Regions from separate parts of the Homo sapiens genome. Here region 2 is linked to region 1. Evidence: chromatin contacts called from ENCODE Hi-C or POLR2A ChIA-PET data. All regions are on one chromosome and are shown on one strand. The core of a region is the stretch at or near the end of the contact, and the rest is flanking DNA. Distances in the headings are between cores, read along the strand shown.

The links. A loop is a pair of places that touch in the nucleus more often than their neighbours do. ChIA-PET counts read pairs that join two places held with the same protein, here RNA polymerase II (POLR2A). Pooled maps may share reads with other maps.
Region 2: a loop to region 1 is called in a map with no recorded cell type, with 8 times the contacts of the local background. The contact joins the promoter of LINC01480 here to the promoter of ZFP36 in region 1. A Hi-C loop is called at or near these places in 1 of 37 single-sample maps with no recorded cell type and 7 of 50 pooled maps. POLR2A ChIA-PET finds 5 or more read pairs at or near these places in 1 of 52 experiments (activated B cell).

What each region holds. Positions count from the first base shown.
Region 1 is chr19:39,405,573-39,411,204 of GRCh38, reverse strand. ZFP36 (ZFP36 ring finger protein) reads right to left here and starts at 4,358. Exons shown (of 2, transcript NM_003407.5): 1 at 4,277-4,358; 2 at 1,798-3,462. The coding sequence starts at 4,300. The coding sequence ends at 2,506. MIR4530 (microRNA 4530) reads left to right here and starts at 1,527; the gene lies at 1,527-1,582. RefSeq lists silencers at 795-1,114, 1,465-1,524, 4,315-4,764 and enhancers at 1,177-1,767, 2,030-2,667, 2,668-3,306, 3,307-3,944, 3,995-4,194.
Region 2 is chr19:41,532,611-41,538,609 of GRCh38, reverse strand. LINC01480 (long intergenic non-protein coding RNA 1480) reads right to left here and starts at 3,112. Exons shown (of 3, transcript NR_110724.1): 1 at 3,009-3,112; 2 at 2,827-2,896; 3 at 1,706-2,009.

The DNA.
Region 1 (5,632 bases), core at 3,109-5,608:
AGACTGAAGGCAGGGGCTAGAGCAGAGACTGGGGCTGGGGCTGCTATGAAGATGCAAATGGCAGACGATGTTGGCTAGGACCAGGGTGGGGGTCATGGTGGGGGCAGGTGGATAGTGGATCTATTTTGCAGGTGGATCAGACAGGATTGCTGTTGGACTGGGGTGTGGATTTGAGAACAAGGTGTCAAGGGATACTCCTGGGTGTCTGGCTTAAGCCCTGGTAGATGGTGAGAAGTGCCGTTTTCTTATATGAGGGATTTTTTGGGGAAGGGGCAGAGAATCAGATCTGGCTAAAGGAAGGACCAGAGATGTTGTTCTTTCAGTCTCCAAGACTGTTTCTGCAAATGTCTCTTCACTGCTTGCTCTTGGTCTCTGCCCCTCTGCTGCCTTTGCATCTCAGGGGTTCTGACTCCCTCTCGCCTGATCCTCTTCTACTTATTAGGGCCTGAGCCCTTTCCCACAAGGGAAGCAGTTTCCTGGAAGAGGAGACCAAATGTCAGTGAGCAAGGGGAGTGGGCCAAGGAGGCCTGAGAGCAGGAGGGAGGCTTGAGGAGGGTAGAGAGAAGGGAGAGGAGGGAAAGGGGCTTCAGAGGGAGAGAGAAGAGGAGAAGGAGTAAGGCTAGGGGGAGGAGGGGAAGAGGACAATGGGGAGTGGGAGGGCAAGGAAAGGGTGGAGAGGGAAAGAAGGACGGAAAAAGGGAGAGAAGGGAGACGGGAAGGAGGAGAAAGGGGGTAAGAGACGGCAGGATGGGGAGGCTGGAAGTGGGAGAGGAGTAATGAGGGAGGGGACAAATTGGAGGGGGAGAGAAGAACAGAAGGCAAAGGGTGTAGGGCGGGGCAGAAGGGTGCAGAGGAGGAAGTGAAAAAGAGGAGGAAGGGTGAGGGTAGGGAAAGGAGAGAAGAGGGAAGTGAGAGGGAGGAGGGAGGAGTGCGGGGCAAGGAGAAAAAAGAGGGGTCGCAGGGGGCGAAGGCTGGGCGGCAGGGCCGAGCCGCAGGCGCTGACGCAGGGCGGCTTCCGGGCGCGGGGCCCCGGGGTTGGTCCCGACGACGCTGGCCTTGTATGGTCTGAAGACGCGGCTCCCCCGGGGCCCCTCCTAGACGCGCGGCCCCTACCCACACGCCCTGGCCTCGCGGGGCCGACCCTGGTCGGTGTGCGAAGCCTCGGACTTCCAAGGTTCGGAAATGCCAAGACCCGGTAATTCCCGGGCTCCAGGGTCCCGGGTGGCCAGAAATCTGCAACTCCGAGCCACCAGGGGTCTAGAGTCTAAAGCGCTAGGGGATGCAACCTGTGACTCCCAAATGTTGAGATCCTAGCCTCTTGAGACCCTAAACCCGCTTCCCCAACATCCAGAAGGTGTCGAAGCCCCCCCGGAACCTCTAGTCCCGAAACGGGTTCCGCTACCCCAGGCTGCCCCGCCCCGCGCCCGCCCCCGCTCGCTCTGGGCGCGCGCCCCAGCACATTCCGTCCTCCCCACCCGGCCCCTCCCGCCTCCCGCGGCCCCGTGGGGACGGAAACATCCCGTCCCCGACCGCACCCGCCCGAAGCTGGGTCAAGGAGCCCAGCAGGACGGGAGCGCGGCGCCCCCGACGCCCGGGAACTGGCTCCCCCGGTTCCCATCTGGTGACCTCACCTGGTCCCACCCTTTCAGGTGAACGGCCAGGCCCGGTGACGTCACTTCCTGCCAGGTAAGCGCCGCGGGGCTCGGAGAGGAAGAGTTAACTGCACCCAGCTTCCAAAAAGTCACCCCCTCCCTCTCCATTCCTGTCTCTAGACCGCGAAGAAGCCAGGATCCCAGCTTACACTCAGATTGTTTATTTAAAAATGCCCAAAACACAAAAATAGACTTTTAAGGTAATAATATATATTACTAAATATATTATAGTCTACTTATAATAATTATATCGTCGTTTTCAATATTACAAAAAAAGGAAGAAAAATACAAGGGAAGCAGACGACCCAATATATATAAATACTATAAAATCATATTAGAATAAATAAAGTCGTCATAAATAAAGGGCCCATTGATTTATGGGTGGGGTTTGGCAACGGCTTTGGCTACTTGCTTTTGGAGGGTAATTTGAGCACCAGGATTCCCCCTCAGGAGAGGTTCCAGTTACCAGGAGACACTGGAACCTCAGGTCTATAAAAACTGGAGGGGCAGTGAAGGCCTATTATTCACAGCACATAAGATTCTAGGAGACAGATTTGGGCAGGGAAGAGGTGGGGGAGAGGGTTCATTGCCTCCCTTAAATATGCTACAATTTTTTTTCCCCCAAGAACCTCGGAAGACACTCCATCCCCCACCATCATGAATACTGAGCTTGCACACTTGGGGACCTGCCCCAGCGTGAGGTCAGGGGAGTGGGTTAATGCATTCTGGAAAAGGGGATTACTTGATTACTGTCCCCCAAGTCCCCACAGCCCTGGGGTCCATGCAGAGACCACAGTGCAAGAGACGTGGCTCCCCGCTGAGATCCAGCTGATCTGACCGGGCAGTCACTTTGTCACTCAGAAACAGAGATGCGATTGAAGATGGGGAGTCGCCGGGGGGCTGCCACGGGCTGGGGTGGTGCAAAAACTCCCGCCTCGAAGACGGGAGAGTCAGAGCCCCCCAGGCTGCTGCCGCTGCTGGCATATTCATCAGGGTCGGATCCCAGGGACTGTACAGAGGGGGTCCGAACCAGGCCACCCAAGGGCCCCCAGACGCTGATAGGAGTGGCCCTTCGGCAGGAGGGGCAACAGACTGGGGTGGGGTCTCTTCGAGCCAGGGGGGTGCCAGGGGCAGCAGAGAAGGCAGAGGGTGACAGTGGAAGGTCCCCAGGTGGTGGTGGGGAGCTGGAGGGCGAGAAGGAGCTGGAGGACAGGGAAGGGCCGGCCAGGCCTGGTGGTGGTGGTGAGGTCCGGCGGCCAGAGGGCAGGCCGGAGAAGCTGATGCTCTGGCGAAGCACAGGAGGGTGGCCCGGGGCCGCCAGGTCTTCGCTAGGGTTGTGGATGAAGTGGCAGCGAGAGCCGTAGGGGCAGCGGCCCTGGAGGTAGAACTTGTGACAGAGTTCCGTCTTGTATTTGGGGTGGCGATTGGCCTGGCGCAGCTCGCCCAGGCCATGGGCAAACTGGCACTTGGCCCCGTAGCGGCAGCGCCCACTCTCTGAGAAGGTCCGACATAGCTCAGTCTTGTAGCGCGAGGGGGTGGTGGAGGTTGCAGTGGGCGAAGTGGGTGAGGGTGACAGCTCAGGGCCCAGGCGGGGAGCCAGCGGTGCGAAGCCAGGGGGTGGGGGCACCCAGCCACAGCTGCGGCCCTCCACTAGGCTGGTGGAGCGGCCAGGCAGGCGGGAGGTGACCCCAGACGGGCTGGAGTCGGAGGGGCTCAGGCTCCAGGGTCCCGAGGAGCCCCAGCCTGGGCTGGACTCAGTCCCTCCATGGTCGGATGGCACGGGCACGTCAGGGCTCAGCGACAGGAGGCTCTGCGGAAATGGGTCGGTTAAGGCACCTGAAAATGCAGGGCGACGCCCCACCCCAGCTGCAGGGAACTAGAGCTTGCCAGGCCGGTTTGTGGGCTCCCCGCCTGAGCCCCACCCGCCCGCAGAAACCCCTGGGTTCCGGATGCCAGGAACCCAGAGTTGGAGGTTCTGAGTTTACCCACCACCGAGGCCTTATCCCGAGGGACCCAGGAATCCCGGCTTCCCCGGCTGGACCAAGAGGGGGACCCCGAAGTCAGGGCGCACCACTGTTTCCCAATTTTGGGTCTCTTGTCCTCCCCGGATATGACCCACGCGTCGGGATCTCCAGTTTCACAACTGGAGAAACCGGGCAAAGTTGACCTGGAAGTCCGGATTGCTTCGGTTTTAGGGTTCTCTGTCTCTACGGTCAGGGACTGGAGAGACAGAAGTCGGATCCCCCCACCCTGAGACTTCAGCCCCAGAGACGCCTCCGCGCAAAACCACGCCCTCAGCAACGACTAGGGGTGAGCCAGGTATGGGGGCCACTTCCGCCTCCAGGCAGCCTCGGTCTGAGAAAAGTTCTCCGACTTTCCACTTGCATGGGCCGCCCCACCCATGTTTGAGCGAAGAGCCGGGTGTCGCGGGTTCCATTTTCACCTCCAAATCACCAAGCTGGTCTGAGCGGGAGGCAGGGGCCCCAGGCTGGAGGGCGCGGCGCTAGGGAGCCCCAGTTGGAGAAGGGAGGCAAGCGTCCCGGGCTGGAGTTTGCGGCGCTAGAGAGGTGGGGACTCGGACTCAGGCATGCAGGTACCGGGGATGCCGTGCGGCGGGGACTCACCTCGTAGATGGCAGTCAGATCCATGGTGTAACGGTTGGCCATGAGGGGTGTCGGCCGAGAGTGGGAGCGCTGAAGTCAGGCTGAGGCTGGCACCGAGAGCCGGCTACTTATAGGAAACTGCAAGCACGGGGCGGGGCCGGGGCCGGGGCCGGGGGCGGGGCAGGAGGGGCGCTTCCCGGACGCGCGCCCCCGGCGCAGCCTGGCTGGCCCTGGACTGGTTCCCTTCCGCCCGGCCCTGGGCCAGGACGCGCCTGAGCTTGGCCGGTGGACAGCCGTGACCGAGCGGGGAATGCGTGGGGAAGGGGTGGGGGTGCGGATGGGGGGACGCCTGCCCAGTTTTCAAAGCTGGAGACTGAGGCTTGTAGAAGGAAACTGGGGCGGAGGTGGGGGCAGGGCCCCAGGGGCAATTGACAAGAGCAGAAGCCCGATGGGGGTGCGCGTGCGACACAGACGGATGGGGGCGGGGAGAGACGCAGAGGGGTACAGACAGGCAGACAGGCAGAGAGAAAAACATCGAGAGAGACACACACACCAAGAGACATACAGAGAGAGATAGACAGGGTGAGGAAGGGAGGGAAGACGGGGAGACAGAGACAGTCCCAGAGACAGATTCAGAGGGAGAAGAGGGTTGGGAGGATCACAAAAAGAAACAGAAAGGGGCTGAGCGCAGTGGCTCACACCTGTGATCCCAGCACTTTTTGTGTTTTTCTTTCCTTTTTCTTCTTCTTTTTTTTTTTTTTTGAAAGACGGGGTTTCCCTATGTTGCCCAGGCTAATCTCCAGCTCCGGGGCTCAAGCGATCCTCCCACCTCCGCCTCCCAAAGAGCTGGAATTACAGGTGTGAGCCACCAAGCCCGGCCAATCCCAGTACTTTCAGAGGATGAGGCAGGTGGATTACCTGAGATCAGGAGTTCAAGATCAGCCTGGGCAACAGTGAGATCCCATGTCTACAAAAAATACTATTTAAAAAAATTAAAAAGAAAAAGAAACTGGACAAAAAGGAGAAAGACTGTGAGAAATAAGCACTTACGGAAAGAAATCTGCAGAGCAAAGTGCCAAGAAAGAGCCAGCAGGCCTTGGAGGGGAATTCTCTGAGAACTGCCTGCCTTGTGTGGTCTCACTCCTAAACAGCCCAGACAGATAAGGAGACCTGGACTGCTCTCCCTCTCCCCACTTGCTGGGGTTGGGTGGGTGAGTGAGTGGGTTGGGTGGGGTCCAGGATACCTGGCAAGGCTGAAAAGGGGCCTCCTTTCCCAATTCACAGGGCGGCTCTAGCCCCCTCACCCTCGGGCGGATGATCTCTTCTAGGCTGAGTTAAGGAGAACTCACCTGGGCTGAGTTCTAAGTACTTTACGCA
Region 2 (5,999 bases), core at 1,863-4,362, 2.1 Mb before region 1:
GGGCTATGAGATGCTTTTCCTCTGGATTCTGAGGGTCAAAACAGTCCCAATGGTTCAGGATACACTCAAGGGGAGTACAAGCTGGGGGTGGTGAGGAGAACTGGCTGCCCATTCTGAAAGACAGGGAATAGAGGTGTTCCTCATTTCCCTTCCTTCTTTTGGCAAAAAGCTCAGGGTGTGATGGGGAGGGAAAGCAAGCATCTTCACTTCACTTTCCACCTCTTACCCCTGCGCCCTGGCAACCTTGGCAGGTGCCGGCCACAGGTACAAATGCGGTATGTACCCATGAAGCAGGGAGAACCTGGAGATTAGGAATTAACTGCCCTCACCTATGTTTCCTTTTCTCCCTGCTGTTGAAAAACTTTGAGTTCCCTGGGCCTTTTTATCCCATGAGGCATGGCCTCCTTCTGTGGGATGGGGTTCAGTCAGCAGGAATTGGTCCTGTCCATTTACATTGTGCCTGTTGCCTGGCTTTGAATTCCTCAGACCTGCTTTCTCTTTCTAGGGCCTCAGCCTGAAGCTTGGAATTGAGTTTGGGACTGAAAAAGCATTTCAGAGGCTGTTTATATCCATTTAGTGCCTCAAATAAGCCCTGCTGAATTTGCAATTATCAGCCAGCAGGGGTCACTCCTCTGTTAACTTCCCTATTAGAAACAGAGCGGTGGGGATTCTCACTTAGAAAAGAAAAAAAGAGAAAAACAGTTAAAGAGGCAAAAAGTGGGGAATGCTGGGGGAAGAACCCCTTGCTTAGTGCAAGTGGGCCCCTCTAATCCTTATAACTTTCCCATCCTTCCCCCAGTTCAGACCAGGTTGAATTCCTTGGCCATGGAAGGAAAGGTTCCATTGATGCAGTGGGTGAGAAGCACTCTGTAGGGTCCTGGCTACCATCGGTTTTCTCACACCCCCCTCATCCCAGGCAGTGGAGGGAGACACTTCTGCGACATTGCTCCCCCTGCCCCTTCATGGCTATTGGGTGTGGCCTTTGCCTGCTGCAGGCATGCCTAGGTGCTGGAGCTGGGAGGGAAAAGGGTAAGGAGAGGTGCCCTGGAAGCCGCTCATGCCTGGGGCTGTCAAGGTGGAGGCATACATGGCACCTCTAGGAAAAATTGGTCTGATTTGCACCTTTGGCGGCTGAGCCAAATGCTCATTTTACTTAGTAACATTGCCTCAGCCTGTAGCAAAACTCTTAACATTATAAAGGAAGAGATAAGATCCATTTCAAATAATGTGTGAGAGAGAAAAGAGATGAAAGGAAAACAGAGTCTTTTACCTGCAGGAAAGGGAGAGAAGTGGCAGAGTTTTGGAAGAAAGGCAGGCCCAACAGTTTCCCATTCACTCACACTCACCTTCCGAGATCCCAGACGAGCCACCAGTTGAAATGGGAAAAGTTTCCTTGTCCCCCTCACAGGAGGTGGAGTGGGGGTGTGGCTTGCTTCTTTAGTACTCCGCTGCTCAAACCTCTAGGGAAGCATACAGACTGGCAAGTTGTGGGGCTACAACCCCATGGCAGCATCTAGGGGTAGATGTTTACAGCTGCTGAAGCCCCAGTGGACATGTGGTACCATGTGCTCTTTTAGTTTTGCCATCTATAGGTGGCTTTGTGGTAACCAGCTCAATTAGACCCATTCCTTAACCCAAAGACAGAGGGCTTTCTGTATCCCGCGGTTGTTACCTAGGTGTACCAGAAAAATCAAATCACACGTGGTCTTGGAGAATGAGTGCAAGGTTTTATTGAGTGGAAGTAGCTCTCAGCAGATGGGGGAGCCAAAAGGGAGAATAGTTTTCCCCTGAAGTCGGGTTATTCAGCGGCCCAGGCTCTCCTCTGGCTGCCCCAGCCAAACTCTATGTCAATCCATTGGTCGGTGGCCTGCCAGAGTGCTGGTGCCTGTTGGTGGATTCCTCTCAGCGTCGAGAGTTTTTCCCTCTCAGGAAAGGGAGAGAAGTGGCAGCCACCCATGTGTTCTTGCACTGATGTGCTCCTCTCGACGTCCAACCTCCTGTGTGTCTGCCTGCTAGGGTCCCAGGGTTTTTTTAGGCACAGGATAGGGCATGGTGGGCCAGGGTGATCTTGGGAAATGCAACATTTGGTCAGGAAAACAAAAATGCCTGTCCTCATCTAGGTCCAGGGGCACAAGCCCAGGTTTGGAGCCCTAGCCAGGGACCCCGGCCTCCTCTACCCATCACTTTCCTTCACCTTTTCTGTATCATTCAAAGGGACCATGCCCTTCCCTTCCCAGCACTTCTCTTCTGTATCAATAGGTGATGTTTTTAAAATTTCCCAACTCTAGTGCAGGCATGGTACTAGACATATACATAGAAATAAAACCACACTTATTCTTCTGGCTGGCAAGACATAGTATTTTTGCCAAATTATGTGTTGTTTTGAAGCATTTTATGTACCCCTGGTCATATAAAAATAAAGCTATTTTGTTCAGTACAAACAGCAGCATTTTCTGGATTAGAAAGTTAATCATCTTAAAAGATCATCACGGATTTTTCCATTGCACTCATCACTAATTGCTTTGGCAAAAAATTTCTTATCTCACGCATGACAAAATCAGCCGCAGTATCTCCTAGTAATTTAATGGTGATGATCTTTATAAAGGAAATAAGCACATCAAGGGAAAACATAATTTTTTTAAAAAAAAGAGTAATAAAACTTTTTAAAAGTCTTTTTTAAAAGACTGCTTTTCTAAAATAGTAAAATAAAACTCCACCAATAAAACCACCAACAAAACAGAAAAGAAAAAATAATGATATGATCGGAGCTATTTGATGAAAGATGGTAAATTAAATTTAAAATGATTAGAAGAGAAAAAGCAATACCTGTCTCCCGTAGGTCTCAGTCCAGGTTCTGCTATGCCTTTCTCCTGGTGAGCCACCTATTTAAGAGTCGCTTAAAGCATATGTTAATCCAACAACAGCAGATTAAAAACCAATGCAATCTGAACTATTTGATCTAAAAACATAAATAAAATTTAAAACAAATAAAAGAGAAAAAGCAGTACCTGTGTCCTGTAGGTCTCAGTCCAAGATCTGCTCTGACTCCCTTGTGGTGAGTTAGCCCTTTAGAAGTCACTTGGGGTGGGGCATATGTTAATTCCACTAACATTGGTTCTGGCCAATGAGTCAGGAAGGTGGTAAATGGCACCTTTTCTTCTTGCTGATTTCTTTCAGTTCCTTTGGAGTCTGGACATTAGTCCTTTGTCAGATGCCTAGTTTGTGACTACTGTTTCCTATACTGTGGGTTGTGTGTTTACCCTGCTGATATTTCTTCTGCCTTGCAGAAGATTTTCGGTTTCATTAGGTCCTATTGATCTTATTCTATTTTTATATTTTTGCGTTTGCTTTTGGGGCATTAGTCATGACTACTTGGCCTAAGCCAATGTCTAGAAAAGCTTTTTGGATGCTATCTTGTAGCATTTTTAGACTTTCAGGTCTTAGATGGAAGTTTTTATATGCTTTGTTAAAGATCAGGTGACTGAAAGTACCGGGCTTTGTTTCTCGGTTCTCTATTCTGTTCCATTGCTCTATGTGCCTATTTTTATACTTCCTGCACCATTTATTGAATAAAGTGTCCTTTCCCCAATTAGTGTTTTTGCATACTTTGTTGAAGATTAGTTGTCTGTAAGCATTTGGCTTTATTTCTGGGTTCTCTATTCTGTTCCATTGCTCTATGTGCCTATTTTTATACTTCCTGCACCATTTATTGAATAAAGTATCCTTTCCCCAATTAATGTTTTTGTGTACTTTGTTGAAGATTAGTTGTCTGTAAGCATTTGGCTTTATTTCTGGGTTCTCTATTCTGTTCTATTGCTCTATGTGCATATTTTATACCAGTATCATGCTATTTTGGTGATTGTAGCCTTGTAGTATAATTTAAAGCCTGCCTTCAGATTTGTTCTTTTTGCAAAGTATTGCTTTGGATATGCGGTCACGTTTTTGGTTTTGTATAAATTTTAGGATTCTTTTTTCTAGTTCTGGGAAGGAGAATGATGATATTTTGATGAGAATTCTACTGCTCTGTAGATGGCTTTGGAGAGTATGGTCACTTTCACAATATTGATTCTACCTATTCATAAGCTTATAATGTGTTCCCATTTGTTTGTGTCAACTGTGATTTCTTTCAGCACTATTTTGTAGTTTTCCTTGTAGGAAACTTACATTAACCTACTTGGTTAAGTATATTTCTAAGTATTTTACTTATTAAAAATTCTCAGGGAAATGCAAAGTAAAACTGAGGTGGGAAATTAAAGAAAAATAAAATTAAAAAGAAAGGGAAATAAGCTTTCTTGTATTAAGCTAACTTGTCCCAGAGGCAGCAACAGGCACAGCCCAGACCCAGGAAAAGTCTTGATAATATTATTTATTGTATTCTGGAGACTCTTCCAGCACTCCTTCAATGTAGGGAGAAGAAAAACAAATTTTCCTTTGTTTTATGGTATGAGTTTATAGATTCTTGTTCTCTTTAACTAGTAACTTCAAGTATTCTGTTTTATCTAAGAAGTATGGCAAAGGTCATGAGAAGCCTGAGCAGGCCTGAACTACAGCTCTCTAGGCACCATAGTGAAGATAAACCAATGCAAGCCTCTTTAGAGCAAAACCTAGATAATAGACATCTGGGTTGCATAGCAACAGTTATGTGCAATCCTGAGTTATGAACCTGTTACAATTTGATTAACTGTCTTTTTCCTGCCTCTGTATCCCTGCTTTCACACCACTGTAAGCTTGCTTCAAGCTGGCCCACCCCCTTTTGTGAAGTGTGTATAAAAGTCAAGTGCTGTCTTTGTTCCAGGCCCTGTCTTTGGACGTGAGTCTGCTGGGCCTGAGAGCACTCAATAAAAGATTCTCCTGTTTTAACCCAAAGCCTCTCTCTCATCCTCCTAAATCCCACAACAAAACCACAATGAGATGCTATCTTAATCTTGCTAGAAGCCCATAATTTAAAAGTCAGAAAACAATAGATGTTGGCATAGATGTGGTCAAAAGGGAGCACTTTGACACTGCTAGTGGGAATTTAAACTAGTCCGACCACTATGGTAAACAGTATGGGGATTCCTTAAAGAACTAAAAGTAGACCATTCATTCCAGCAATCCCATTACTGGCTATCTACCCAAAGGAAAAGAAGTTATTCCATAAAAAAGACACAAGAATATGGATGTTTATAGCAGCCGATTCGCAATTGCAGTGATATGGGACCAACTTAAGTGCCCATCAACGAACGAGTGGATAAAGCAAATGTGGTACACCATGGAATAATACTTGATAATAAAAAGGAACAAAATAATGTCCTTTGCAACAAGTTGGATGGAACTGGAAGCCATTATTCTAAGTGAAGTAACTGAGGAATGGCAAATCAAATATTGAATGTTTTCACTTTTAAATGAGAGTTAAGCTATGAGAATGCAAAGGCATAAGAATGATATAATGGACTTGGGGACTCGGGGAAAGGTTGGGAGGGGGATGAGGAATAAATGATGACATATTGGGTATATTATACACTGCTCAGGAGACAGATGCCTCAAAATCTCAGAAATTACCACTAAGGAACTTTTATCCACATAACCAAAAACCACATATATTCCACACACTATTGAAAGAAACATAAACATTATTTTAAAAAATAAAGCCACTTTTAAAATTAGCAAAATAAAATAAATATGTCTTCAGAGTTTAGATATTGGATCCAAATTAGACAGATCAAATACTGCCTTTACTAAATATTTTCATGTCATTAACAACTTCTAAAACCTTTCAAACAGTTTTTTGACATGTCTTGGAACCATCCATTTCTAGCTAAGGCCTGGGCACCTGTGAAATAGGGCCATGCCCCCCCTTATACTGGGAAGAGTAAGATATTTCAAGACTAAGATGTTTTCTACAGCTCCATCTTTTTCTTTAAGCTCTACATCAAGGACATAATTAAAATTGGTTGTCTCCTAAGTGGTTTACTAAAAATGCATACTTAAGAGTTACCATTATAATTAATATTTGTATC